Regions from separate parts of the Homo sapiens genome. Here regions 2 and 3 are each linked to region 1. Evidence: read pairs that join two places in POLR2A ChIA-PET (ENCODE). Cell type or tissue: OCI-LY7. All regions are shown on one strand. Links, peaks and the distances in the headings refer to the core of each region. The heading gives the core; the rest is flanking DNA. Region 1 overlaps REEP3 (receptor accessory protein 3). Region 2 overlaps JMJD1C (jumonji domain containing 1C). Region 3 overlaps JMJD1C (jumonji domain containing 1C).

Region 1 (5,173 bases), core at 2,665-5,164:
AAAGAACACAATATATGAACGGCATTTTTTTTCAGTGTTTTAGTCTCCCTTTAAATCGTTCACTGTTCTGAAAAAAGAGATTTACAAAACAAACATCATGTCAGAGGCTGATGAATTGTTCCCTGGGAAAACATTCTACCCCTTTACCTACTCATCAGTATTTTAGTCTTAAAACACTCTCCTTATGGTCTGTCCTTGGTAACGTTTTTTAAACTGCTTTTTATAAGACAATGCTTTGAATTGAAATTTTAAAGCACAGGATTGATAATTGTCTATAAGTGTAAATAACTAAAGGACCATGCTCAACAAAAGCAGGAAAGTCACCATGCGTACTGTTTACCTTACAATCCCAGATTAAGAGAGAAAAAGGCAAGCGTGTTATTTTGGCATTATGTGCAAATCAAATCAGCATCTATTTTTTTTTTAATTCAAAAATATCCACTGATTACCTGCTTCTTATGAGAGCACTGTTAGGTTTCTGCACAATGCTTATATCCAAGTAAAGTAGCATAGAATTAATTTAAGGGAAACAATTCTTGCTCTTAATAAAATGAATTCACCATTACCAACCAAATCAATGTTTGGATTATTTGAGTATTATTTATTCTAGAATTTATTCTTGGCTATTGAATAATTCATGTGGTTCTCTCAGAGCAGTTTTTGTTTTTTAATTATTGGTTCCCTTCCCCTACCTCTTACATCCAATACATTGGTAAATTGTTTTGGCTGTCTTATCTCCAGAATACATCCTGAATCTGACCATCTCACTCTTGAAACCTTACTACATTTTCAGTAGCCTTGCAAATTTTTCAAGGTGACTTTTAACCTTGAGTCCCTTAGGACTGCCACAGTTTCTTATATTTTCAACCGGTGCCTTGGGGAATACTCATAAAAAGAAAGTTGTGAAGGGAGAGAACAGGATCAGATGCTTTTGCACATCAGTCTTGTGTTTTTCTCTTCCAATCACTGTTTAATGCTGAGATTTGGAAAAGATGCGTGAGGAGAGTTAATGAAGCCAGGTTAGAATATCTGGCTGAATTCTAATGTGTTTTGACAGGATGTTAAACTACTGGGAAACATGGGGTATATGTGGGCATTTCCCCCATGGCAATGCTAAGCATAATTTAAGTCACTCTCAATTTGAGGGCTACAATAGATATGGTAGTGCTAAGAGTCAATAGTAAGTACCTGAATTAGTCAAGGTTCTCCAAAGAAAAAGAACAAATAAGATATGTAGAGAAAGATTTATTTCAAGGGATTGACTGGTGATTGTGGACACTGGCAAGTTCAAAATCTACAGGGTGGGCCAATACACCAGAGACCCAAGGAAGAGCTGATGTTTCAAGTACAAAGGTAATTCTGCTGGTAGAATTCTCCCTTCACCGTTGGATGAGGCTCATCCACATTATGGAGAGTAATCTGTTTTACTCAAAGTCTACTGACTTAAACACTAATTACATCTAGAAAATACCTTTACAGCCACATAGACTACTGTTTGATCAAATGCCTGGGTACCATGGCCTAGCCAAATTTGACACATAAAATTAACTATCACAGTATCCTTAAAATTAAATTCCAAAAGCTAGGCGTGGTGGCTCACGCCTGTAATCCTAGCACTTTGGGAGGCCAAGGTGAGTGGGTCACTCGAGGCCAGGAGTTCAATACCAGCCTGGGCAACATGGCAAAACCCCATCTCTATGAAAAAATACAAAAATTAGCTGGGTGTCGTGGCGCATGCCCATATTCCCAGCTAATTGGGGGGCTAAGCTGGGAGGATTGCTTAAACCTTGGGAGGTCAAAGCTGCAGTGAGCTGAGATTGTGCTGCACTCCAGCCTGGGTGACAAAGTGAGACCTTGTCTCAAAAAAAAAAAATTCCAAAAGAAACTCCACTTCAAAATATAAAGTCATAAATTCAGTATGTAGAAATTATAAATATTTTATTAATTTATCTTGTAACGAAAGGGGATGTTGTAGCACGTGATGTATTTGGAAGAAGAATTAATACTTTATAAGGCTTGTGATGCCCCTTACATTCAGTTGTGATAACCAACAGTAGTATATGTTTGTTTTCACACTTTGCGAAGAGGCATCATCCCGATTTTACAAATACGCAGAGACTCACTAGTGACCAACCTGTGACCGGGTGCAGTGGCTCATGCCTGTAATCCCAACACTTTGGGAGGGTGAGGCGGGCGGATCACTTGAGCACAGTTGGAGACCAGCCTGGGCAACATGGCAAAACCCCATCTCTATAAAAAATACAAAAATTAGCTGGACGTGGTGGCTGGCGCACACCTGTAGTCCCAGCTATTTGCGGGGCTGAGGCAAGAGGATCGCTTGAGCCCGGGAAATTGAGGCTACAATGAGCTGTGATTGCACCACCACACTTCAGCCTAGGTGACACAGTGAGATGCTGTCTCAAAAACAAAAACAAAAAACAGTGACCAACCTACGACCCAAGCAACCGCAATGTTTGTGACTTCGGACTCTGTTGTTAATTACGTCACAGTTGGTTGTCTTAGAGATCACAGAATACTTGGAAAGTTAACATGGAAATGATTCCTTCCATACATGTATTATATAATACAAAAGTTTCAGATTATCAGAATGTTAAATGAAGTAAAGTTGTTAAGTCATTGGAAGTTAATGGATTTGGTTTCAAGAGTAGCTTTAGTACAGAGAGAAAGGATGCTTTTAAAGTGAATAGAAAAAAATGAAGACAAATAATTTACTATCAGTTATGGACTAAGACAAACAGGAAGAATCTGAAGAGAGGATGCAGCTGAAACAGGAGGAGTATCCTCTCAGGAAGTGCTTTCCTTCCTTCCTCTCCTTTCCACCAACATTTGTTCCACGGCTTCCTCTCTTCAAACCACACCTTGTAAACCCTTTTATGTGCTCTGTTCACAACAAGAATTTCATGTGCTGTTCCATACTGGGTTTTAACTAATAAAATGCACACACACACACACAAAAGGCTAAATGCCTTTTTACACAGGAGATTAACTTTATTCAGTCTTTAAGCTGAAAGCAAGTACAGTTAGGATATATAGCAGGCGACAGTTTCCATATGTTCTAGGAAAGTGGAGCTGTATTATTTATAGTTTACAACATGTTGTATAAAATTAAAGCTAGCAAGGGGGCTCCCAGGGAGGTAAATTAAACAAAGAAGGGAAGACTTAGAGAACTCTATTTTGCTATAATCAGAGAACATGCCTATAAGAAAGCACTAAAAAAAATAATATTTAACATTAAACAATATGCAAAAGTACTTGGGGTGTTTACAATAGCTTAAATTCTAAAATTAAAAAGGACATTGAAGACTGAGAAGGGGAAAAACACCTTAATTTTGTAATCTTAATAGAAAGAAAAATGTGTCCTAAAAGCAGGAGTAAATAAATGTCATTAAAAAGGTGTATCTTCCAAAGTGCAAAGACACGTTACAAGAAATCAGGTTGCTCTTTGACCCACCAGTCTCAAAGCACATTAGACTGCAGCAAGTAATAATTGCTTCCTCATTTAGATTAGACAATGAGTGCTCTCTGCAAGCTGCTCTCCTCTAAATAGATTGTAGAGAGTAATTGAAACAAGTTATATGGGGAAGTGGAGTGACCGATTCCTCAAAGTGTGGGAGCAGAGCTATGGTAACCTCTTGAGCCTGGCCTTCATCCTGTTCCTATTTAGGGAATCCGCGGGGCAGCCAGTGTTGAGTGCAGTCTGCAGTTCGCCGGCTTTATTGTTCAGACTTGAAGAGAAGGTCACATGCCCTCTTTGACAGAGAGGTTTATGGGCTCTCTCTAATTAGCAGCACCCTCCACCAGACAGACTGTTGGCCACTTTCCAAGAACGGGACTTGGTAGCGGCCACTGATGAAGGAGAAAACAAGGTTATTTACCCTGCGACTGTAATTCTTGGCACAAATTCTCCCTTTACACTCAGACACGTTTTTTCTTTTGTTCCAACTTGCCTTTGGAATCCTGATTAGGGCGTTAAGAGAGGGAAATGCAGCTATATATTTAGTGGTGTAAGCAACCCATATGTTGGCCTTAGATACTTTTGACTATTCTAAGACCTCATACCAAAAGAGAGAAAGAAAAAGGAAAACGAAAAGGGCAGCGTAGTCGAGCGTTGCTTGCAAATGTAACTGCTTAAGCACATGCCCACACACAACTCCAGAAAAGGAAGTTTAATTTGCAACATCTATAAAATAACGACAGTTGTATGGTAGGACACAGAAATCCCAGCGGTAAAGTGTGATTGGGCTTAGCTATTATTGGAGTGTTAAAAGAGTACCGGGAATATATTTGGCTTGTCCTGTTCTGTCAGTTCTGTAGGCCGGTGGATTAAGCTGATAGAAATGCTTTTTGGTTGATTTAAACCAGATGCTCCGACTATTTTTGTCCCGTTTGCAGGCGCAGAAGCTCTGCATAAGGCAATACTGCCCCCCTCGGCCGACCGCCAACTGCAAGGCGTAGGAGACTGCTCTCCACTAGCCACCTCGGCCATAAAACCCTTTCAAGTCCCTATTATTATTCCAGGCACATTCCAAGGGGATTGAGTCACAGAGTTCACTTGGCTTTTCTCCTGCCCTGAACTGCCTGTACCAGGTGGAATACGACTCTCAACTTCAAATATGGAATCCAAAAGCAGTCAAAGAGCGCTTTAGAGCAAGCCCCAGATGCGAACTCTACTGCCACTTCTCCCCCTCCCCCAACTGGGGTTTGCTGGCTGCGCAGCTGTAGTCCCACGCCAGCACTAAGGTCGCCTGGTCGACAAATGAGGGTTTTCTTTGGGGCATCCTGTAGAGCTGTCCTATTTTCTCTACCACTTTGAGAAGCCCCAAGGGCTGCTTGGCGGCGAGGCACAGACTGGGCTGAAAACTTTTCCGTTGGGCAGTGCGTCCCGGAGACCCAGGAGGCCCAGGCCGGGAGCCCAGGGGGCTGGAGGTTCTGCTGGCTTTTAAGTCTGCTAGGAGGGAAAACTCCCAGCCCCTCCCACGCGTCCTCCCAGACTCGCCGGCCGCCTGCCCCGGGCGGGGAACGCGCACATCTGGCGGCCCAGGAGCCACATCTGATGCACTAACCCCCGCACCCAGATGTCCAAGAGGCCGGGGGAGTCAAAGAACGCCAGGGGCGGGGCGACCGCGGCTGCGGCTCCTCCCTCGGGCAGAGG
Region 2 (11,598 bases), core at 5,177-7,676, 340 kb before region 1:
TGCCATTCCCTGGCAGGGAAGATTCACACACACACACACACACACACACACACACACACACACACACACACACATTCTCTCTACTCGCTGTCTCTCACACATACACGCCACACATACACACACAATTTACACAAGCAAATTAAATTAGCTTGCACATCTTTGGGATTTGGGAGGAAACCAGGATATCCTGAGCAAACCCACGCAGACATGGAAATAAAGTGCAAACTCCTCACGGACAGTGACCCTACAAGCACCACTGTCACAACCAGTTTGTGACCAAACTGGGCCTACACCATTGATAACAAAATGTCGAGTTATCTCATAGGTATAATGGAGCCCCAAACTGCAAGTCATGTAGCACGCACGACAGAAAAAGCATTAATGACTTAACAACACCTGGAACCAATAATTCCTCTCCTCAGAACCCAGACTGGGACAGGAGCAGAACCTGAATGTCAGAACCTCTTTTGGAAGTGAGGGGTCCATTGGCCGGAAAAGATACAGGGCTAAAATTGGCCTCAACATAACTTACCGTAAATGGCAAAATTTGAAGCCCTCCAATCAGACCCTGCTAAGCCAACATTTCTAAATCCCTTCCCTTGCCCTCTGAGTCCATAAACTTGCCGCAGATCCCAAATCAGAAAGATTTGAGTCTGACTCTTGTCTCCTTCCTAGCCAGTTTTGCCATAAGCCTTTCTTTACTGCCCGGGCAGAGTGGCTGAAGCCTCCAATCCCAGCACTTTGGGAAGCAATCACTTGAGCCCAGAAGTTCAAGACCAGCCTGGGCAACCTGGGGAGATCCCATTTCTACAAAAAATATAAAAATTAGCTGGGTGTGGTGGTGTGTGCCTCTAGTCCCAGCTACTCAGGAGGCTGAGTTGGGAGAATCACCTGAGCCCAGGAGTTTGAGGCTGCAGTGAGCTATGATCACACCACTGCACTCGAGACTGGGCAACACTGTGGGACCCTGTCTCAGAAACAAACAAACGAACAAACAAAACAAAAAAACCTTTCTTTTCTAAAAAGCCAATGCCATAGTTATTGGTTTTCTGTGCACACTGGACAGCAAGCCCATTTGCTTGAGAGCAGCCCCAGCTAGGAATCTATACTTTTTATCATCAATGAAATAACAAAATGACATCATTCAAGGACCTGTTGTAATTAACAATGCATATTCCTGTGCTCCAAACCAGATTTACTGAAATCAGAAATTCTAGAAGTGGGGTCCAGCAATCTGTGCTTTAACAAATTCTTAGGTCATTCTGATACACTATCAAGTTTGAGAATTAGTGGCTTCTAGCAACTGTTCTTAACATTTTGATTTTCGAATCAAAGACCCTTTTAAGAATCTGACGAAAGCTGTAGCTCCAAAAGAAACATGAGACACACACTATTTTGCTCCACAATTTCAGAATTTTCAAGATCACCTGGAGAACATTCTAAGAATACACATATCTAAGCCTTACTCTGTAACTTACACTGAGGGTGGGTCCCAGGAATCCTTAGGTTTAAAAAGCTCTCTGGGTTAGTTCTGAGGTTCAATCACCTTTAGGAACCGTTGCTTCAGCCATTGCGACCGTGAACACGGTTAAGAACACCTGGCCTAGAGTGAATATATCTCAGAGCAGAGCACCTCAGTCCAGAACTTAGACCTTTTCTTAACAGATCAGTTTCCTGGTCACTTTGCTCACTCAACATCCTACTTTCTCAGGAACCACAGGACCTTTAAATAATTTACCAAGAGCTTACATTGGAAAGCTGCCCATCCTCAGTATGTAGCTCTTTGAACCACATAGAGGCCCTTTAAACTTTACCCAATTATACACACCAGGTTTTCAAATACGAAAAATCTAGGGCTAGTAAGAGAATAAGCTCTTTGGTATTTTGCAGAAGATATTTATTTAAAGGTATTCTGGCTTCCTAAAAATATCAAGCAGCTAAATCAGCACCCTGGGAAAGTGGTAATGCTGCCTCCCCAGAATACACAGAAACAGAACGTAAGTAAAAATAGTAAACAGAATAACCTCAAAAGTAGTTTCTTCTTGATGCTTAAAAAAGATGAAGATTCAATCATTGTTGATCTCAACTTTCTATGCATACTAAGAGGAACAAAGAAAAAGTGCCTCAAAAGAAGACACGAGAAACCAGAAGTAAAGTTAATCATTCAACAAAAAATTTATCAGCCCTGGCAACATAGGGAGATCTTGTCTCTACAAAAATTACAAAAATTAGCTGGGCATGGTGGCGCACACCTGTGGTTCCATCTACTTAAGAGGCTAAGTATGTTGCAATACATACAAACCCCACGCCCACAGGTACATATTAGTATAATATGTGGTAAAACCAGCTTGGCAGCTTTTGATGCAAAAAAGGATTAGGAAGTTTTATTCATTCAACAAATATTCATTGGAACATTTAAAGTGTATTAAGCACTGTCTCAGAGATTTTGGGTGATGCAAAGATGAAGCTAAACAGAAACTCAGTAGGAGACAACACTGTTCTGTGGTATGAAGGTTAAAGCTGTCGTTCCACGTATGTGAAGTACCAGTCTCAATACATTGATATCATTTGAAATGAAAATTAAAGACATACCATTCAGAAAGACATTAGAAACATTAGAAAACAAACAAACAAAACAAAGACATTAGAAACATAAGAAAATAAAGCCAAGTGATACGGATAGTGAAGGTCTATCTAGAATCGTTATGTTATGAATGGCTAAAAGAAATAGAAATGTTTAGTCTAAAACCTTCATTATACTTTAATATACACGAAAAATTTCATATATCTTATTCTAGAGCAGAGGATCTCATCCTGAGTTTTCTTAGAAAGCATTTAAGGAGTCTTAGAATACCCTGTAATTATTTGCAAATATTTATAAATATGTGTTCTTTTCCCCTTAAAAGATTAGATTTTCTTTTTCTTTTTTTTTTGAGACAGAGTCTCGCTCTGTTGCGCAAGCTGGAGTGCAATGGTACGGTCTTGGCTCCTTGCAACCTCCACTTCTGGGTTCAAGTGATTCTCCTGCCTCGGCCTCTCAAGTAGCTGGGATTACAGACACCTGTACCACACCTGGCTAATTTTTGTGTTTTCAGTAGAGACGGAGTTTTGCCATGTTGACCAGGCTGGCCTCAATCTCCTGACCTCGTGATCCACCAGCCTCAGCCTCCCAAAGAGCTGCGATTACAGGTGTGAGCCACTGCGCCCAGCTAAATTTTTAAATTTTTTGTAGAGACAGGTTCTCATTTTGTTGCCCAGGCTAATACTGAATTTTCTATCCATGTTTCATTGCAGAGGCAGAACCCACAGACACAGAGGGCCAACTGTATGTACTGAAAAAAAATCCCTGTATAAGTAGATCTATGCAGTTCAAACCTGTATTGTTCAAGAGTCAACTGTACTTGGAATCATATACTATGTAGCCTTTTCAGATTGGCTTCTCTCACTTAGTAAAATGCATTTTTCTCCATGTCTTTTCATAGCTTAATAGCACATTTCTTTTTAGCAGTGGGTAATATTTCAATGTCTGAATGTACCACAGCTTATTTACATATTCACATACTGAAGGACATCTTTGATGCTTCCAAGTTTTAGCAATTATGAATAAAGCTCCTATAAAAAAATCCATGTTTAGGTTTTGGGGTAGATGTGTTTTCAACTCATTTGGGTAAACACCAAGGAATGACTGCTGTATCTTATGGTCTAATCTGTTCATGTCTTTTGCCCATTTTTACGTCAGGTTGTTCATGCTCTTATTGTTGAGTTTTAAGAATTGGTATATTTCAAGGGCTGAATACAGTGGCTCACACCCGTAATCCCAGCACTTTGGGAGGCCAAGGTGTTTGAGACCAGCCTGGCCAACATGGCAAAACCCCATCTCTACTAAAAATAAAAAATTAACTGGACATGGTGGCACATGCCTGTAATCCCAGCTACTTGGGAGGCTGAGGCATAAGAATTGCTTGAACCCGGGAGGCAGAGGTTGCAGTGAGCCAAGATCGCACCACTGCATTCCAGCCTGGGCGACAAAGTGACACTGTCTCATAATAATAATACAATAATAATAATAATAATAATAATAATAATAATAATAATGATAATAATCTGTATATTTTATTTAAGTCTTTTTTCTTAATCCGACATGTCTTTTACAAAGACTTTCTTTACGTTTGCTTTCTCATTCTTTTAATATCCTTAGTTCTTGCAATAAATTGATTTAATAATTCTAGAATCCCAGTATTTTAATATGGGTTATGGGTCTTTTCGTTGCCTGGCCTCTGGGAGACTTTGCCAGTTAGTACACATGGATAATACCATTAAATTAGGGTAGTTTTCTACACAACACTAGTAAAGATCACCTCAGCTATAAAAAATCCAGAACTAGTGAAATTTAAATCATTGTACTTCTACTCAGTTCATTCTTTTCATAGTCATGTAACAAGACTTTCATTTGGTTTATGTGTATACAAATTTAATAAGAGAAACATAAACATTTTTTCTCTTAGAGGACTGGTAAGTTACTTTCTAATGATTCATTTTGCTAGGCACATGATAAAAACTACTTGTGATCTGAAATGAATGAAATAAAAAAATGTAAATTTGTGGATGGAAATATCAACTAAAACAGCAAAAAATAACTTAAACACCTTTGGGAGTATTTGTTTTTTCTAGCAGTGGCAGCAGTGATTTAGCTTATAAATTAAAGTTTCAAGAGCAGTGACTTGCTTTTCATGAATAGTGACAAGCTCTACTTGATTGTTTGCATGTAGTTTAAATTTATGTATTTACAAGTTAAATCCTGTTAAATAAAGCGCCAAGAAAATTTACAAATACCTTAATGCTAAAATAAACAGTATTGTAATCCATATTACTTAAAGTTTCTGGATTACTGGTTGAATCTCATAATTTTTTTAAAACACAGTTTTCAGTGCAGTAGTATATACTATAACAAGATTTTACATAAATATTAGATCACAGATGCCACAAATACTTCTAAATTATGGCATTTTAGAAAGGTCATTCATTATTCAAAAACCTGATTACAGGCAAAAATTCCAAGATGACTGTACCCATGTTACTTATAAAATTTAAATATATAATAAAAGAGTATGAAAATCACAGAAGTTAAAAAAATTTAAAGGAAAGATTAATGAAAGGTGAACAAAATCAAATATTACAATACAGCCTACATCAAATAAGCAATAATAAACAGGACAATTCTTTGAAAATATATAAATTACATGACTGTTTTGGAAAGCACCAAAAGAAGTTTGGGTCAAAATAACCCAAACTTTTATAACTGAAAAAAACAAACCTTAAAGGAAGGTCTAAACTTTTATAACTGAGAAAAGAATCTTAAAGAAAGGTCTAAAAGGCATATATTAGACTTCTAGGGAACTCTGTATATTTCCGAAACTTCTGAAAACACTGAAAAACATTTAAAAGTAAATGGTGGCCAGGCGCGGTGGCTCACACCTATAATTCCAGCACTTTGGGAGGGTAAGGCGGGAGGATCACCTGAGATCAGGAGTTCGAATCCAGCCTGGCCAGCATGGTGAAACCCCGTCCCTATTAAAAATTAGTCAGGCGTGGTGGCGGATGCCTGTAAACCCAGCTACTCAGGAGGCTGAGGCACGAGAATCGCTTGAACCCAGGAGGCGGAGGTTGCAGTGAGCCAAGATCGCACCACTGCACTCCAGCCTGGGCGACAGAGCAAGACTCTGTCTCAAAAATAAATAAATAAAAGTAGATGGTAAAAAGCTTCTGAAGCGATAATATAGGGAAAAGCTACACTGGCAAGACACAAACAAAATAATCCAATAGGACTTTTTTATGTCTAATGTCTATGATTACTCTGAGGTACTTATTTATGGAAAGAGATTAAAATACACACTGTAGCAAAATGCTTGCAATTTTGCTATTACTATAAGTTCATGATATTCAGGATTGGAATTCATGTCACAATAATGAAGAGGACTGGCTGTAGAAATTTAAATTTCTTCATGAAGAAAGTAACGACAAGCTAAAAAAAATCAGTATGAAATCTTTATTTTTTTAAGATAGCAAATATTGAGAAAAAATATTAAGTATATTAGTTGTTTCAAAACATGTCCAAACACTCATAGATATTTAGTAAGAAAAATCTGATTGCAATTACAACTACTTTGTTTCTTTTTAAGAAACAGGGCTTGGGCTGGGCGCAGTGGCTCACATTTCTAATCCCAGCACTTTGAGAGGCCGAGGTGGGCGGATCACGAGGTTAGGAGTTCAAGACCAGCCTGGCTAACACGGTGAAACTCTCTCTCTACTAACAATACAAAAAAAATTAGCTAGGCATGGTGGCACATGCCTATAATCCCAGCTACTTGGGAGGCTGAGGCAGGAGAATCGCTTGAACCCGGGAGGCAGAGGTTGCAGTGAGCTGAGATAGCGCCATTGCACTCCAGCCTGGGAAAAAAGAGTGAAAGTCTGTCTCAGAAAAAAAAAAAAAAAAAAAAAAAGGGCTGGGCGAGGTGGCTCACGCTTGTAATCCCAACACTTTGGGAGGCCAAGGTGGGCGGATCACAAGGTCACGAGATCAAGACCATCCTGGCCAACATGTAAAACCCCGTCTCTACTAAAAATACAAAAAATTAGCCAGGTGTGGTGGCAGGCGACTGTAATCCCAGCTACTTGGGAGGCTGACGCAGGAGAATCGCTTGAACCCGCGAGGCAGAGGTTGCAGTGAGCCGAGATCATGCCACTGCACTACAGCCTGGGCAAAAAGAGTGAAACTCCATCTAAAAAAAAAAAAAAACCGGAAAGAAACGGCTTTGCTAAGTTGCCCAGGCTAGAGTGCAGTGACTATTCACAGGCATGATCACAGTGCACTATGGCCTCAAACTCTTGCCTCAGCCTCCAGAGTAGCTGGGACTACAAGCATATGCCACTGTGCCCAGCTGGAATTACAATTTTGCAATGCTTTTGCTATCCTAGTCTCTATAATAAAGCTGGGTTTACAACTAATCTTTTATTTTAATCTGTCTCTTCATTTCTTTGGGTGGGGGAGGTTGACTGGAAATGGAAAATAAACTATGTATAGACATGAGAAATGTGTGTGTGCATGTCTGTGTGTGTTGTATGTGTGTGTGTATTTGAGACAGGGTCCCACTCTGTTGCCTAGGCTGGAGTGTCATGGCACGATCACAGCTCACTACATTATCAGCCTCTTGGACTCAAGCAATCCTCCCACCTTAGCCTCCTGAATAGCTGGGAACTATAGGCACACGCCACCATATCTGACTAATTTTTTTTAGTTTCTGTAGAGACAGATTTTTTTTTTTTTTTTTTTGCCTAGGCTGGTCTTGAACTCCTGGTCTCAAGTGATTCTCCCACCTCAGCTTCCCATAGTGCTGGGATTACAGATGTGAGCCACTATGCTGGGCCCTAAATTTATATTTCTATTCTGCATTTTAATTTCACTCCCACAGGCTTGTTTTAAAGAATTTTACTAAAATGGCTGGGTGCAGTGGCTCATGCCTGAAATCCCAACACTTTGGGGGGCCAAGGTGGGCAACTGCTTGAGGCCAGGAGTTCAAGACCAGCGTGGCCAACATGGCGAAACCCCGTCTCTAGTAAAAATACAAAAATTAGCTACACATGGTGTTGCATGCCTATAGTCCTAGCTATTCAGGAGGCTGGGGTGGGAGAATTGCTTGAACCCGGGAAGCAGAGGTTGCAACGAGCCGAGATCACGCCACTGCACTCCACCCTGGATGACAGAGCAAGACTCTGTCTCAAAAAAATAAAAATAAAACAGGACAATCATCACATCATACTAATGTTTACAAACATTCTAAAGCCAAATCCACTTCGTCCATAGTCCCTCTTTATTAACAGGATGATATAAAGTCACCTACCATTCTTAATGTCTTCCTTAAAACCACTTCCGGCTGGGTGTGGTGGCTCACGCCTGTAATCCCAGCACTTTGGGAGGCTGAAGTGGGCGGATCGCCTGAGGTCAGGAGTTAGAGACCAGCCTGGCCAACATGGTGAAACCCCTCTCTACAAAAAATACAAAACTTAGCTGGGCGTGGTGGTGCTTGCCTGTAATCCCAGCTACTTGAGAAGCTGAGGCAGGAAAATCACTTGAACTCAGGAGGCAGAGGTTGCAGTGAGCCGAGATCATGCCACTGCACTCCAGCCTAGGCGAGAGTGAGACTTCCTCTCAAAATAAACAAACAAACAAAACAAACAAACCATTGCCTACAACCAACCTAGCCAAGTATTTTCCCCAGGAAGATTACACATTCTAATCCCCATTATCAGAAATAATCACTTCTACTGTTGTTATTCTAGCATCAGTCTCAAAGAATAAATGACTTCCTCGACCTTTTCTTGGTTTGGTGGTCTCAATGCCACCAAACCTTAACTGAAATAAACCATGGTCACTCCATTTTATATTCATCCTTCTTGCCAGCAAATAAACCAACAAATACCTAGAGATAAGTAGTGTGTAGAACCAAACAAATCTTTCTGCTCTCACAGAGCTTTTATTCCAAGAATATATCACTACCTTCCTAGCCATATTCTGATGATCAGACCTCTCCTACTTCTTTTACTTACCACTTACATTCACTGCTACCATTCTCTCAGGTCCATCAAATAAAATATAAATATGTAATATTTGTTTTTCCTTCTTTATCAAAAATACACAATCAACACACTCATTGTCATAAAATAGGGCCTGAAGATAAAATCTTCAGGTCATCCTACTTTTATAATCACATGTGATCTAGCTGTCTAATTCTGCATTCCTTTGAAACTCCTCTCTCAAAGTAATGGCCCAATTATTGATAAATTCAGTCCTCCACCCTCCTCAACACAGAGGCATTCGTATTAATGATAACCTATAAGAGGCTTATTTCTCCTTTGACTTTGAAAATACCATATTCTGATGCTTTCCCTATTTCTCTAATTTTTTTTTTCAATCTTCCCAGATGGCTCCACTTCTTCACAACCCTTAAATGTGGATGTGGCTCAAGATTAAGCCAATCACTTTGAACTCCAACTGATCAACTTATGGCTCTAAGTATTATCTATATGCAGTAAACTGTCACATCTAGGTCCTTTTTCTGACCTTTCCCATGTACTAATTCAGTTCTTTTTAATTTAATTGCCCTTCTTGCATTTAATCTAACTCTTCCAACTGATCCTAAAAGACAAATTTAACTAAATCATTCCCTATTCAAAGCACTTTATTACTACATTTTGCAAGATATCCTAATCATCTTCACCTTGCAGATGAACTCTTCAGCAATTCAACCCTTTCTGCTTTCCAGATTCATAGTTCACTATGGTCATTTTCGTAATTATGCGTATCTCACATCCTTAAACGTCCTCTGTTCTTTTACATTTATTCTCGTCTAATTTAGCTCAAGATGTTTCCCTTTATCTGTTCAGTTCAATCTTTTTTTTTTTTTTAATTTTTTGAGACAGAGTCTCACTCTGTTGCCAAGCTGAAGTGCAGTGGTATCATCTCGGCTCACTGTAACCTCCGCCTCCAGGGTTCAAGCAAATTCTCCTGCCTCGGCCTCCTGAGTAGCTGGGACTACAGGTGTGTGCCGCCACACCCAGCTAATTTTTGTATTTTTGGTAGACACGGGGTTTCACCATGCTGGCCAGGATGGTCTCCATCTCTTGACCTCGTGATCCGCCCGCCTTGGCCTCCCAAAGTGCTGGGATTACAGGCCTGAGCCACTGCACCCTGGTCAATCTTTCCAAGGCCTAGTTCAAACATAGCCTTGTCTATGAATTAATTTCTGTATCTCATCACTCAAAATTAATCCTTTCCTGCTTTATATACCCACTGCTATCTGTTTGGACTTCTACTACCACACAGTAAAAATAGTTTTAACTTGTTATTTATGCATGTATCTGTCTCCACAAAACTTTGGAGTTCTAGGAAGACAAAGATTTCTTCAATTTTGTTTTTGTATTTTCCATAGTATCTAAAAACAAAGGCTATCATTAAATATTTTTAAAGAAGTTCTAAAATTGAGGGTCATTAAGGAAAACACTTTCCACCAGCTCCTAGGAAGTTAATTTTAAAAGGCATTATTGAAAATGTAGAACTAAATTGTTGCAGCCAGTCTACAGTTTTTTATGAGGAAATTATGTAAGAAGAGCCACAACCATCTTAGGTCATCAAATTTAAAAAACAGCAATTAGAAGATAAAGATTCTTTCTGAAGTAGTTAAAAAAAAAAGGAATAGCATTTAGATTTTTTGTTTTGAGTGAGGATCTCTCCGTGTCGTTGGGGCTGGAGTACAGTGGCTTGATCATGGCTCAGTCTCACTGCAGGTGTGAACTCCTCAGATCAAGTGATCCTCCTGCCTTAGCCTCCCTGAGTATCTCAGAACACAGACATGTGCCACTGTGCCCAACTAATTTTTTTTTTTTTTTTGGTAGAGACAGGGTCTCACTCAGGTTGGTTCTGAACTCCTGGCCTGAAGTGATACTCCTGCCTCAGCCTCCTAAAGTGCTCGGCCACCCAAAGTCACAGGTGTGAGCCACCATGCCTAGCCTGCATTTAGAATTCTGAGGGCAACCATAAGTATTAACTGAAAATGTTAAGAAATTACAATTAGTGTTTCAAGCCTATGAGTTCTGTCTTCATTGGCTGCTTTCTTGCTATGATTCTATATAGGCTCACCAGAGAACCTGCTGATCAAGAAAGGGGTCTCTCTCAAGAAGCATTAACTAGATTTTGAATTGTTTTATGAGCAAGTTTCATTTCAAACAGAAAAAGGTACAATTTATTTCCAAATTGTTAGAGACAAAATTTTTTCAACAGTTTAGTCAAGAAAAATCTGGTAGGTACAATTGATTCTTGTTATGCATGGTAGTTACGCTCTGTAAAGCCCCTTTAAACAATGAATTAGTAAATACTGAGCTACTGTTCTTAAGGAAAATACAAGGTAGGCTCCAATGAGCCCCTTGTCACATTTTTGTTAACTGTATTTATCCACAAACATGTTTCATGTGTGTTTCTGCTTAACCACACTATATATATGTATATATATATACATGAATACGTGTATGTATATACATGTACATGTGTATACATATATATATATACACGTATATGTGTGTGTGTGTGTGTGTGTGTGTGTGTGTGTGTGTGTGTGTGTATATATATATTTTTTTTTTTTTCTTAGATGGAGTTTCACTCTTGTTGCCCAGGCTGGAGTGCAATGGCACAATCTTGGCTCACTGCAACCTCCGCCTCCCAGGTTCAAATGATTCTCCTGCCTCAGCCTCCCAAGCTGGGATTACAGGCATGCACCACCACGCCCAGCTAATTTTTTGTATTTTTAGTAGAGACAGGTCTTCACCATGTTGGCCAGGCTGGTCTCAAACTCCTGACCTCAGGTGATCCACCCGTCTCAGCCTCCCAAAGTGCTGGGATTACAGGCATGAGACACCATGCCTGGCTATCTTGTTGATTCATTAATATTGAGATCACGAACAGCAGCACTATTAACTCATGCCTAAATGAAACTTGTCTAACACATGTATTTTCCACAAAAGGCATATCATCACAGCCTTCTTGCCCTT
Region 3 (11,598 bases), core at 5,629-8,128, 210 kb before region 1:
CACTAAACAACATTAAAAATTATGCAAGGACTGCGAGAGATCATTTCTTATTGCAATATGGTATTTAGTGGAGAGGTCAACTACTCACATGGAGATGTCAGCATCACACTGAGTTTTAAGCAGACATTCGCAACATTTGAGTTCAACACAGTAAAAACAGGAGGTGGCTAAAAACCTATCACAGCATGTACTAAAGTTAATTTTATGTAGTTATGAGTTAATACTGCATCTTTATGTTTGTTTATATTTCTCTCTACTGTAAATAGTGCCATGTCACGTCTCTGTGTGGGTAAAGTTCTGATATTTTAACTTTTTAAATAGATTTGTGTATATTTTATGGTAGCAAATGATAAAACTAAGATGTACATATATTTTATGCATTTATGACATACCTAACATTTTCTAAATTTTTAAAAATATTTCTAGGCTACATGGTTCATCTATGAGTTTTTTCAAATTGCTGCAAATCTCTAAAATATTTTGCAATATATTTATTTAAAAGTATCTGCATATAAATTGACTCTCAAAGTTCAAACCCACATTGTTCAAGTGTCAACTGCACAGAAGAATAGTGTATACGAGGGATGATATTGATTTAATTAAAATAAATAAGAAAAAGCCGAAACACAAAAATAGAGTATATCAAAACAATACCACAAAGTAGTTGCTAAATAAATTCCTATTGAAAGACTAAGCAGTTCAGTGTTACCTTAAGACAAGCCATTTTAATCAGGCAGACAAAGATATACAACACAATTTATAAATTTTAGAATGGTCTCATCTACAAAAGCGTATGTATATGTGTGTTATCTCTTAAAGAGGTAACAGGAAAAGAGGTCAAAGACAAGCAACCTTCATTATTTTGATGAGACAGAACTGTTTGGACTTTACCTGGTCTGCTGTTGAGTATCAAAAGAGGTTATTACTCTCTTTATGTTTTGCTACCTTAAATATATGGTATTCATGATAAATTTACCTCTGTTAAATAACATTCTTAAAATTTATGACATATTATAGTTTAATATGTGTAGATTTTAAGACAGGTTTTCTGAGCAGAATTACAAAATAGAGACATAATCTCATATTGGAGGAAAATTGTGGGCAACTACTGGGAAGGAGGAAGTCTTAGATTTATTCAGTAAAATAGTTTGCTAAACTTCTTTCTGGTGGGGGAAAGATTCTTCATAGCTATCTTATGCTGCCAGGTAACTTTTCTTCCGTTTAGCTGAGACAAAAAACGGTTATCAAGCGATAAGATAATGAAAAAGTATTTTTTTCCTTGATAAGAAATACTAGAAATCTAAATAAAGCAAATATTTTAACTTTAGGAAGTATTTTAACTTTTCTCCCTGGATTTTTCTGTCAATTCAGATTATAAGCTGAATGAAAGAGTCAAAAATGTTTGTGGTAAAAATTAGAGAATTTCAAAATTGCTAACACTGAAAAATACCAGATAAACCAAAGATAAAAGGTTCCTTGATTCTATTTAAATGTGAAAAAGAACCATAGTGAAGAGTAACTGATACTGAAAGAATGAAAAATACCTACTTTTACAAAGACATTTGGATTTCTTAAAAGTATGCTATCAATACTTTTTTTTTTTTTTTTTTTGACACGGAGTCTTGCACTGTCGACCAGGCTGGAGTGCAGTGGTGCGATCTTGGCTCACTGCAAGCCCCACCTCCTGGGTTCATGCCATTCTCCTGCCTCAGCCTCCCGAGTAGCTGGGACTGCAGGTGTCCGCCAACACGCCCAGCTAATTTTTTGTATTTTTAGTACAGACAGGGTTTTACTGTGTTAACCAGGATGGTCTCGATCTCCTGACCTCGTGATCTGCCTGCCTCGGCCTCCCAAAGTGCTGGGATCACAGGCATGAGCCACGCACCCAGCCAATACTGTGTATTTTCTAGTATTAAACACTAAGAAAACTGAATCTACTAAACATTCTTAGTAAACAGTTTCTCTTTTTTTAACCTTAAAATGTATATTTTAGTCTGTGTATTATATATTCTCATTTAAAAATATCAATTTAGAGATCTCAAGTCTAACCAGAATCACCATAAGGCCAGAGTTTGTTCCCCGTAATTTTCTCAACTCTCATAATGTGAGCACCGTGCTCAAAAGGTAACTGTGATTCCAGTTACTGACATACAAGAAAAATCGAGATGCAAGAAAATCAGCCTATCAAAATATATATTAAAAATTTATTCTGCTCCGGGCACAGTAGATGATGCCTGTAATCCCAACACTTTGGGAGGCTGAGGAGGGTGAATCACTTGAGGTCAGGAATTCAAGACCAGCCTGGCCAACATGGTGAAACTTCATCTTTCTTTGCTAAAAATAACAACAACAACAACAACAAAACTCACCGGTTGTGGTGGCAGGTGCCTGTAGACCCAGCTACTCGGGTGGCTGAGACAGGAGAATCACTTGAACCCAGGAGGCAGAGGCTGCAGTGAGCTGAGATCAGGCCACTGCACTCCAGCCTGGGCGATACAGCAAGACTCTATCTCAAAAAAAAAAAAAAATTATTCCAACACTAGAGAAAAAAAAAAAACTGTCCTGGATGAACTGACAAACAATAGGTTGGTATTCCCAACAAGGCCTTAAAAGTGAACTGAATTTAAGTGCATTTTTGCTTTATGTGCTGTGCCAACTTTGCAATTTAATCCTCTTCAGGATACAACTCCACTGACTCTGGAAGTGACTAAATGTTAACAGTATGACTTTGTGTAAACATATAGTTACTTAGAAAACCCCACTTAAGAATAAAATTTTTCCTTATATAAAATGACTTTACTATTAATATATAATATCACAGGTACTACGTATCAGATATACCTCATTATGATTAAATCTTTAAATTTTAGTGTCATTATTCATTTAAAAGCTGCCAGTTTACTAAATTATATAACCCTTCTCCATCTAATAAAACCTTATCAGAAAGTACCAATATGAAAGATTAACTATTATGTGATATTAATAAACAGTTATCAATTATGCTTCCTTCAAAGCTTTTATATATCAAAATATGAAACTAGTTCTCACTTGTAATATAACTGGTATTACAAACCATTAGTTCAATTCATGTGGATTCAGCAAAACTTTATTATAGGTGTTTGATTTTTAAATTTTAATTTAGCATATTCTTAGAACTACTGATACTGAACATGACCTTTAAAAAAATCTTTTTATTTTTGTAAGGTGATAGGTACACACAGCCAAAACTTTCAATCATAATCCTCTGGAAGAACTAATTCAGTATATAAACCTAAGACATACAAAACAGTTACAAAACTGTAAAATGAAACTATGTAAGATCATGTTCCTTAAATTTTCCTTAAAATCGTCTCATAACCTAACACAATGAAAAACAACTGCAATGCCCTACAGAAAATAAGCACCTGCAGAAAAAGATACAGTCTGGCAACTGCTGATACTATCAATTCATCACTTCATTCTTAAACATTAAGGCAACTCCTTCCCCTTCCTGTACGCTCAATCCATGAAGTTGAAGAAAACAGAGCTTACAGTGTTTTTGCTGAACTCCCACAACTACACAGCTGAACCCCCACAACTACACAGCTGAACCCATTTCATTCTCTAAAGAAATACTGTCCTTCAGAGAAGAGGCTTTAAAGTGGATTCATGCAGTATCCTGCCCTTAGCGAGAAGTTCCAGATAGGATAACTTCTCTGTGATGCATTTAACCCCTATCAAAAAGCCTCTATTAAAAAATAAAAAAGCCAACCAAAGACGATACTTGCGATTAAATAACACTAAAATAAGAGAAACTTATAACAGTGTTTAAATTGTTATACATGATCATGGAAAACATGATCATGGAAAAAATAACACACATCAAACCCTAATAACAATTAACTACATAGCCGAAGACATTTTAAATCTCAAAGTAACACATAATTCACAAAACAATCAGCATTTATCTTAGTTTTTTTTTTTTAATAATAAACATTTAAAAGTCAGCTGAATTGCAATCCGTAATTGCAGGAAAAATCTATCTCATTTTATGCATGTTTTTCAATGTATTCTTAATATTTTAGAGAGCATGTGATATTATAAAAAAATAATTTAAACATTTCTTTGGCATGTTACTAAAGCATGAAAGGCCTGTCAAGTAACAAGGGGAAAACTGTCTTTTTGGCTGATCATGCTGTGCTGGCAATTTCTCAAACATCTGCTAAAGGTCAGATTTCCACTGCATGGAACCAATCAATGGAATTATACAATTCTCCTACCACTTTAAGAAGCTAAACAAAGAACACTATTTTACATAAGTAATGAAATATAACTTAGCTTTGTAATAAATTGTAGCAAAGCCACCCCCTTATCACAGAATTCACACATTTTAAAAATGCTTACAAAATTCTATTTGCTAAATTTTAACCTGTTTACTGTATTCATCAAATATGTATACAAAACTCTAATTTTCCTTTGGTAAAAACTAAACAATTGATTTTTCAATTTCACACTGCAAAAAGTGCTGCATGTTCAAATAAAATTTTAAGGATGATTTTAACAATAAATATTTATCATTTACTAGTCTGAAAACATCTAACAGTGGGTCACTAAGAATACAGAATCACTTTGCAACTAATTCACATTACTAGGTGACTGAGTTTACACAAGAAGTTACATTGTTAAAACTAAACTTGTCACAGGATCATACTGATTTCTCTGTGATCAAAGTCACTGACGGCACCTACTTTGAAAAAATTTTTTACCCAAACCATCTTGAAAATATTTCACAGCCTACAACTCAGGAAACTTGCCCAATTATTTAAACAAGTAATTGAATGCAACCGGTTATCAAAGAATTGGAAGTTAAATATGTTAAGAAGCATGCTCAATGTACATACATAGATGACGTACTACTATATTGGGTTTTTAAAAGCAGAAATTAAATTAAAGCTCAACTTAAAATGCTTTTTCCTTCAAAGTACCACCCTATGTAGTTAAATACTCAAATTGCTACCAAACTTTTAGTATGTATATTATGGCTATAAAGTGATGATAAAGATTTAAAATATGCCCCTTTTTATAAGCCTGCCCAATTACAAATGAACAATTTTAAATTCTGGATTAAAACACTTTGCCCAATGGCCCTCATAAAATTAGTGGGCAAAATCTGAAAAATCAAGTGACTACACAGACTTGTTAAAAAGCTTAATGTTAACATTTTGATAACACAGTAATCTTGTGCCTCATTTAAAAATATGGTGAAACTGACTAGGAAATGGATGGATACAACTGTCTCTGTGATTATGCTATATTCTACAGAAGTTCCATCATATTGTATATGTTAAATATTTCCTTCCAAACAATGAAAAAATAGAGAATTTACTTCTAATGAAACTTGTATTAAGAAAGTTAGGTCCTAAACAATCCACTCCCTTAAGGAACACTGCAAGGCAACTGGAATAAGCCAGTTATTGTCAACAATTAGACTGGTATCATTTTCCTGTGTAACATAGACAAGTTTTTATTTTTCAACGAACTCAACTATTTCAGGTCATAATTTTGCTCTAATAAACCTAATGACTTTATAGAGGCTTAAAACTTAATTCTAAAGAAAGATCAACATTGAGACTGCATTAAATATTTTCCAAAAATATTCTCATCATAGAAAGATAAATAACCTTTAGCTTTTAAGGGGCCTAAATCAAAATCATATTCTGTTTTATTGTGTTACAGCAGTAGCTCAATAATTTAGGTATGCATCAGAACCTAATTGAGGGCTTTTAAAGCAAACTGCTTAGCCATACTACTATAGTTTCTCATTCAGAAGATCTGAGGCAGGATCAGATAATTTGCATTTCAAACAAAATCCCAAGTAATGCCAATGCTACCTGGTCTGGGGACCACACTTTAAAAATTACCATACTATAGAATACTTATAAAATGCATCCTGACAAAATATCTCATCTATCCTGCATACAGTTTTGAAATTAATCTTCCCTTTAACCACATTTAAGAGGCACTAAGTGGTTATTCAGAAATTATCCCATGATTTTCCACTGCCACTAACATCCAAATTTATTATGTCTGGTACTGAAGGTACAACAAATAAAACAATTAGATTTAATCTCAATTTTCCTTTATGGCTCAAAGGAAAGGATACCTTCACAATTTTTTCTTAAAGCCATGCCAAAACCAGTTAATATTTTCTATGCACTTATGTATCAGACATTATCAGGTGCTGAGTTACAAACAATAAAAGGCTTACAGCAGAGAAATACTAAAAATAAATTTAAAAGGCCACCCTACTGAAAGGACAGACATATAAACAAATAATTAAAATATCATGTGGGGGGGGTTTCTGCTTCCCGTATATTTGAGAACAGCATCAAACATTCCCATGACCATTAAAAATCTAGATAAGGGGCCTGGCATGGTGGTTCATGCCTGTAATCCCAGCATTTTGGGAGGCCGAGGCAGGGGATCACGAGGTCAGGAGTTCGAGACCAGCCTGGCCAATATAGTGAAACTCTGTCTGTACCAAAAATACAAAAATTAGCCAGGCATGGTGGCACGCGCCTGTAGCCCCAGCTACTCAGAAGGCTGAGGCAGGAGAATCGCCTGAACCCAGGAGACGGAGGTGGCAGTGAGCCAAGATCACACCACTGCACTCCAACCTGGGCAACAGAGTGAGACTCCATCTCAAAAAAAAAAAAAAAAATCTAGATAAGGACCAGACACAGTGACTCCTGTCTGTAATCCTAGTACTTTGGGAGGCCGAGGAGGGTCAATCACCTGAGGTCAGGAGTTCGAGACCAGCCTGACCAACATGGTGAAACCTCATCTCTACTAAAAAATACAAAAATTAGCTGGGCATGGTGGCAGGCGCCTGTAATTCCAGCTACTCGAGAGTCTGAGGCAGGAGAATGGCTTGAACCCAGGAGGCGGAGGTTGCAGTAAGCCAAGATCACACCATTGCACTCCAGCCTGGGCGACAGAGCAAGACTCTGTCTCGAAAAAAAATATATATATAGATAAGATATACTTTAAGTTTGGGGGTTTTAAGCCATGTACTAATAAAACAGACAAGAACTACTGAGCCAAGACCTGAAAAGGTGAGAAACCCAGGGAGAGAAATAAGCAAAGCACTGTCAGCTACTTTTGTCCTGGGGTTGAAAGGCCAAGAAATAGACTTGGTGGCTTCTACAGAATAGATCTAAAAAAGTCCAAATCTAGGGTTCCAACAAAGGTAAAGACCCTGATTGAGTTAGAATTCAGAAAGGCTATATCCTGGGAGCAAAAGTAACCCAGAATTAAGTCAGTTCCTTTATGGTCTGCAGTCCAGCTTTGAGTAATCAAGGTGGCTTAGAAAATCTCAAATCACACTAAGAAAAGGATAGTTAATCAGACAATCCCTATCACCAGGCACCTGGATGAAAGAAATACAAATCCTCCATGAAATAAAAAAAAAAAAAAAAAAAAAGGCCAGGCGCGGTGGCTCACACCTGTAATCCCAGCACTTTGAGAGGCCAAGGTGGGCAGATCACAAGGTCAGGAGTTTGAGAGCAGCCTGGCCAATATGGTGAAACCCCGTCTCTATTAAAAATACAATAATTAGCCGGGCATGATGGCGCGCGCCTGGAGTCCCAGCTACTCAAGAGGCTGAGGCAGGAGAATTGCTTGAACCCGGGAGGCAGAAGCTGCAGTGAGCCGAGATCACGCCACTGCACTCCAGCCTGGGCAACAGAGGAGACGCTGTCTCAAAAAAAAAAAAATCACCCCAGACATTAAGTTATTTCTACAACTAATTTTTCAAATGAAGGGCCCAGCACACAATCACAGATAAACAAGTACATGAGAAAATAAGGTGACATGAAGAAAAACCAGCAGAATCAATAAACAACAAAATTTGTAAGTATTTCTGTAAAACTAAATGCCAACAAAAGTACCACATATGAAAATTTGTGAACACAGTGTAAGAATAAAGGGGAAAATCTAAAGGCTCAAATGGGTCTTTAAGGCCCATTTAAAGACTAAAAAAGGGCTGGGCATGGGGGCTCACATTCTGTAATCCCAGCAGTTTGGGAGGCAGAGGCAGGTGTAGCATAGATCGCTTGAACTTTGTAGTTCAAGACCAGCCTGGACAACATGGCAAAACCCCGTCTTCACATAAAATACAAAAATTAGCCAGGCATGGTGGCACACGCCTTTAGTCCCAGCTACATGGGGGGTGGGGGGCGCGGGGCAGGGTCTGAGGCAGGAGGATCACTTGAGCCCGGGAATCTGAGGAGGCAATGAGCCATCTTTGCCCCAGCCTGGGTAACAAAACGAGACCCAGTCTCAAAAAAAAAAAAAAAAAAAAAGGAGGCTGGGAAAGAAAGAATTAGTTAAGAACACCTGACAAAATTAGAAAGAGAACTGCAAAACAGACAAACTCTAAGAAAGTAAAAGGAAAGAAAATAAAGAGCAGAGCAGAAAACAACAAAGTACAAAACAAACAAAATCAACAAAGTACAAAACAAACATTGTATAATGGAGACCAAAAAACCAAAACATGCATTTTTGAAAATATTATTGAAACTGATAACTTTCTGGTGAGACTAAAAAAATCCCAACAAGACAAAAAAATGAAAAACACACTGCCGCAGATCTTAGACATTGCTTATAAGATGCAAACTCAGGCCAGGTGTGGTGGCTCACGCTTGTAATCCCAACACAATGGGAGGCCAAGGCAGGTGGATCATCTGAGGTCGGGAGTTCGAGACCAGCCTGACTAACATGGTGAAACCCCATCTCTACTAAAAATACAAAATTAGCCGGGCGTGGTGGCTCATGCCTGTAATCCCAACTACGCGGGAGGCTGAGGCAGGAGAATTGCTTGAATCCGGGAGGCGGAGGTTGAGGTGAGCCGAGATCGCCCCATTGCACTCCAGCCTGGGCAAGAAGAGTGAAACTCCGTCTCAAAAAAAAGATGTAAACTTAAGATGGCAAAACTATATAGAGCAAAGCAAGAAAATTATTGCCATAAAGTTGGCAATTATCTCTAGGTAGAAGAAGAGATTTGTGATGATTGGGAAGTTGAACTGGTGGAGGTTCTGGAGTGCTGGCAATATTCTAGTTCTTGACCTGGGGGATAGTTACACAGGTGCTCTTCAGAATGATTAGTTGAGTTGTACATTTGTACTTTGTGTACTTTTTGTTATTATTTTGAACTGCTGTGCTCCTTCCCCCCAATTAATATATTGAAGTCCTAACCCCTGATGTGTCTGACTATATTTGCAGATAGGACCTTTAAGGAGATAATTAAGAATAAATGAGATCATATGGGTGAGACCCTGAAGTGAAATCTGATTAAGACTGGAGTACTTTTAAGAGGAAGAAATATCAGAGCTTCACTTCCTCTTTGCTTCTCTTACCCTGTCATACACAAGAGAAGGCCATGTGAGGACATGGCAAGAAAGCAGCTTTCTGCAACCCAGGAAGAGAGCCCACACTAGAAACCAACCCTGATGACACTGTGATCTTGAATTTGTGGCCTCCAGAACTGTGAGAAAATTAATTTCTGTTTTTAAGCTACCTGTCTATGATATTTTGCTATAGCAACCCTAGCAAACTAATACAGTCCCGTTTCACTTTTTAAAAGATTAAAAATACAAGGTGTTAAATTTAAAGATAAAAATACAATGAAACATTTTTTGAGATCATAGAAGAGAGAGACACCATTTATTATAAAAACAATGTGTATTTTAAAAGAAGGGGCTGGGCGCAGCGGCTCACACTTGTAAACCCAGCACTTTGGAAGATCGAGGTGGGTGGATCACCTGAGGTTGGTAATTCAAGACCAGCCTGGTCAACATGGTGAAACCCCAGTTCTACTAAAAATACAAAAATCAGCCATGTGTGGTGGTGTGCGCCTGTAATCCCAGCTACTTGGGAGGCTGAGGCAGGAGAATCGCTTGAACCCAGGAGGCGGGGTTGCAGTGAGCCAACTGCACTCCAGCCTGGGCAACAGAGCAGGACTCTGTCTCATGTCTCATTTAAAAATAAAAAAAAGAACACTTGCCATTTGCTCATGTTAATATGGCAAATAATAGATCTATTTTACCTTTTTCACACTTCTGCTTACAAGATTTCCTCCATCTGGAATATCTTATATTTTCTACTCAGCCCAAGCACTTTTCTTCAGAACATTAATTCTAATCATATATATTCAAAGCAGGAGTCTCTACTGTAGACCCACTCAATGAACATTAAACGTACTGGACTTCCAAACTATATGCTACTTTTTGCGTAGAGAGCATGAGGGCAATAATATGCTTCCTGAATTTGATTACCACAAAAATAAATAGTGGAACTTGGGAAAGTTTAAATCATGGGCACAGAAAATATTCAAATGGATGATATAGCCTTTGCCATTCCATACTAACGAGAGGGCAGTTTAGTGAAAAGGTATTCACATGTACTTTTTACAAAAATTGTGATAAGATGTATAATATAAAGTTAATTTAACCATTTTTAAATGTATAATTTAAGGGCACTAAAATAACTTCACACCCTATGCAACTGTCGCCACTGTTACCAAAACTTTTTTTTTTTCTTTTTTTTTTTGAGACTGAGTTTTCGCTCTTGTCACCCAGGCTGGAGTGCAATGGCACGATATCGGCTCACTGCAAACTTTGCCTCCTGGGTTCAAGCAATTCTCCAGCCTCAGCCTCCTGAGTAGCTGGGATTACAAGCATGTGCCACCACACCCAGCTAATTTTTGTATTTTTCATAGAAACGGGGTTTCACCATGTTAGCCAGGCTGTTCTTAAACTCCTGACCTCTGGTGATATGCCCACCTCAGCCTTCCAAACTGCTGGGATTACAGGCGTGAGGCACCGCACCTGGCCCAAAACTTTTTCATCATCCCAAATAGGAACTCTGCATCCATTAAGCAATAACTCCTCATTCTCATCTCCCCCCATCCCCTGGTAATCACTAATTTACTGTCTCTATGAATTTGCCTATTCTAGATTTAAGTGGAATAATATATCTGTCCTTTTGTGTCTGGCTTACTTCACATAGTATAGTGTTTTTAAGGATTATCCATATGTTGTATCATGCCTCAGAACTTCCTTTTTAGGCACCAATGATATTCCACTGTATTATATAGCCACCTCACTTTATTTATCAATTCCTCTGTTGCTGGACATTTGGGTTATTTCTGCCTTTTGTCTATTTTGAATAATGGTACTGGCATACAAGTATCTGTTTGAGTCTTTCAGTTCTTTTGGATAAATATGTAGAATTGAAATTGCTGAGTCATATGGTAATTCCATGTTTAGCTTTTCGAGGAATTGCCAAGCTGCTTTCAACAGTGGCTAAACCATTTTACGTTCCCATCATCAATGTATGAAGGTTCCAATTTCTCCAATCCTCTCCAACACTTGATGTTTTCCAGGTTTTGTATTTTTTAAAAAAATTATAGTCATATTAGTAAGTTTGAATCTCACAGTGGTTTTGATTTACATTTGCGTAAAGATACTGACGATCTTGCCTTATGTTTAATGGCCATTTTCATATCTTTGTAGCAATTTCTATTCAAGCCCTTTTCCCATTTTAAAATTGGGTTGTTTT

What was found. Peaks named below come from ENCODE experiments on the same cell type or tissue, not always from the same donor. Only the 100,000 strongest peaks of a DNase experiment are listed, where the experiment ranks them.
Region 2: POLR2A ChIA-PET joins it to region 1 with 18 read pairs; 5 of 35 experiments call an interaction of 5 or more read pairs at or near these places.
Region 3: POLR2A ChIA-PET joins it to region 1 with 11 read pairs; 3 of 35 experiments call an interaction of 5 or more read pairs at or near these places.

The regions. Positions count from the first base shown.
Region 1 is chr10:63,625,118-63,630,290 of GRCh38, forward strand. REEP3 (receptor accessory protein 3) reads left to right here. Exons shown (of 8, transcript NM_001001330.3): 8 at 1-11. Among named protein-coding and RNA genes, the nearest start is that of REEP3, 110 kb to the left of the region's middle. RefSeq lists enhancers at 3,899-4,108, 4,499-4,678, 4,689-4,738. In OCI-LY7, for the core only: CTCF peaks have their summits at 4,465 and 4,665; DNase peaks (open chromatin) are centred at 3,684, 4,444, 4,724 and 5,124; H3K4me3 peaks cover 2,288 bases; H3K27ac peaks cover 1,957 bases.
Region 2 is chr10:63,284,834-63,296,431 of GRCh38, forward strand. The region is part of intron 2 of JMJD1C (jumonji domain containing 1C); the gene reads right to left. Among named protein-coding and RNA genes, the nearest start is that of MIR1296, 82 kb to the right of the region's middle. In OCI-LY7, for the core only: no CTCF peak of the experiment used is centred there; no DNase peak of the experiment used is centred there.
Region 3 is chr10:63,412,394-63,423,991 of GRCh38, forward strand. The region is part of intron 1 of JMJD1C (jumonji domain containing 1C); the gene reads right to left. Among named protein-coding and RNA genes, the nearest start is that of JMJD1C-AS2, 12 kb to the right of the region's middle. In OCI-LY7, for the core only: no CTCF peak of the experiment used is centred there; no DNase peak of the experiment used is centred there.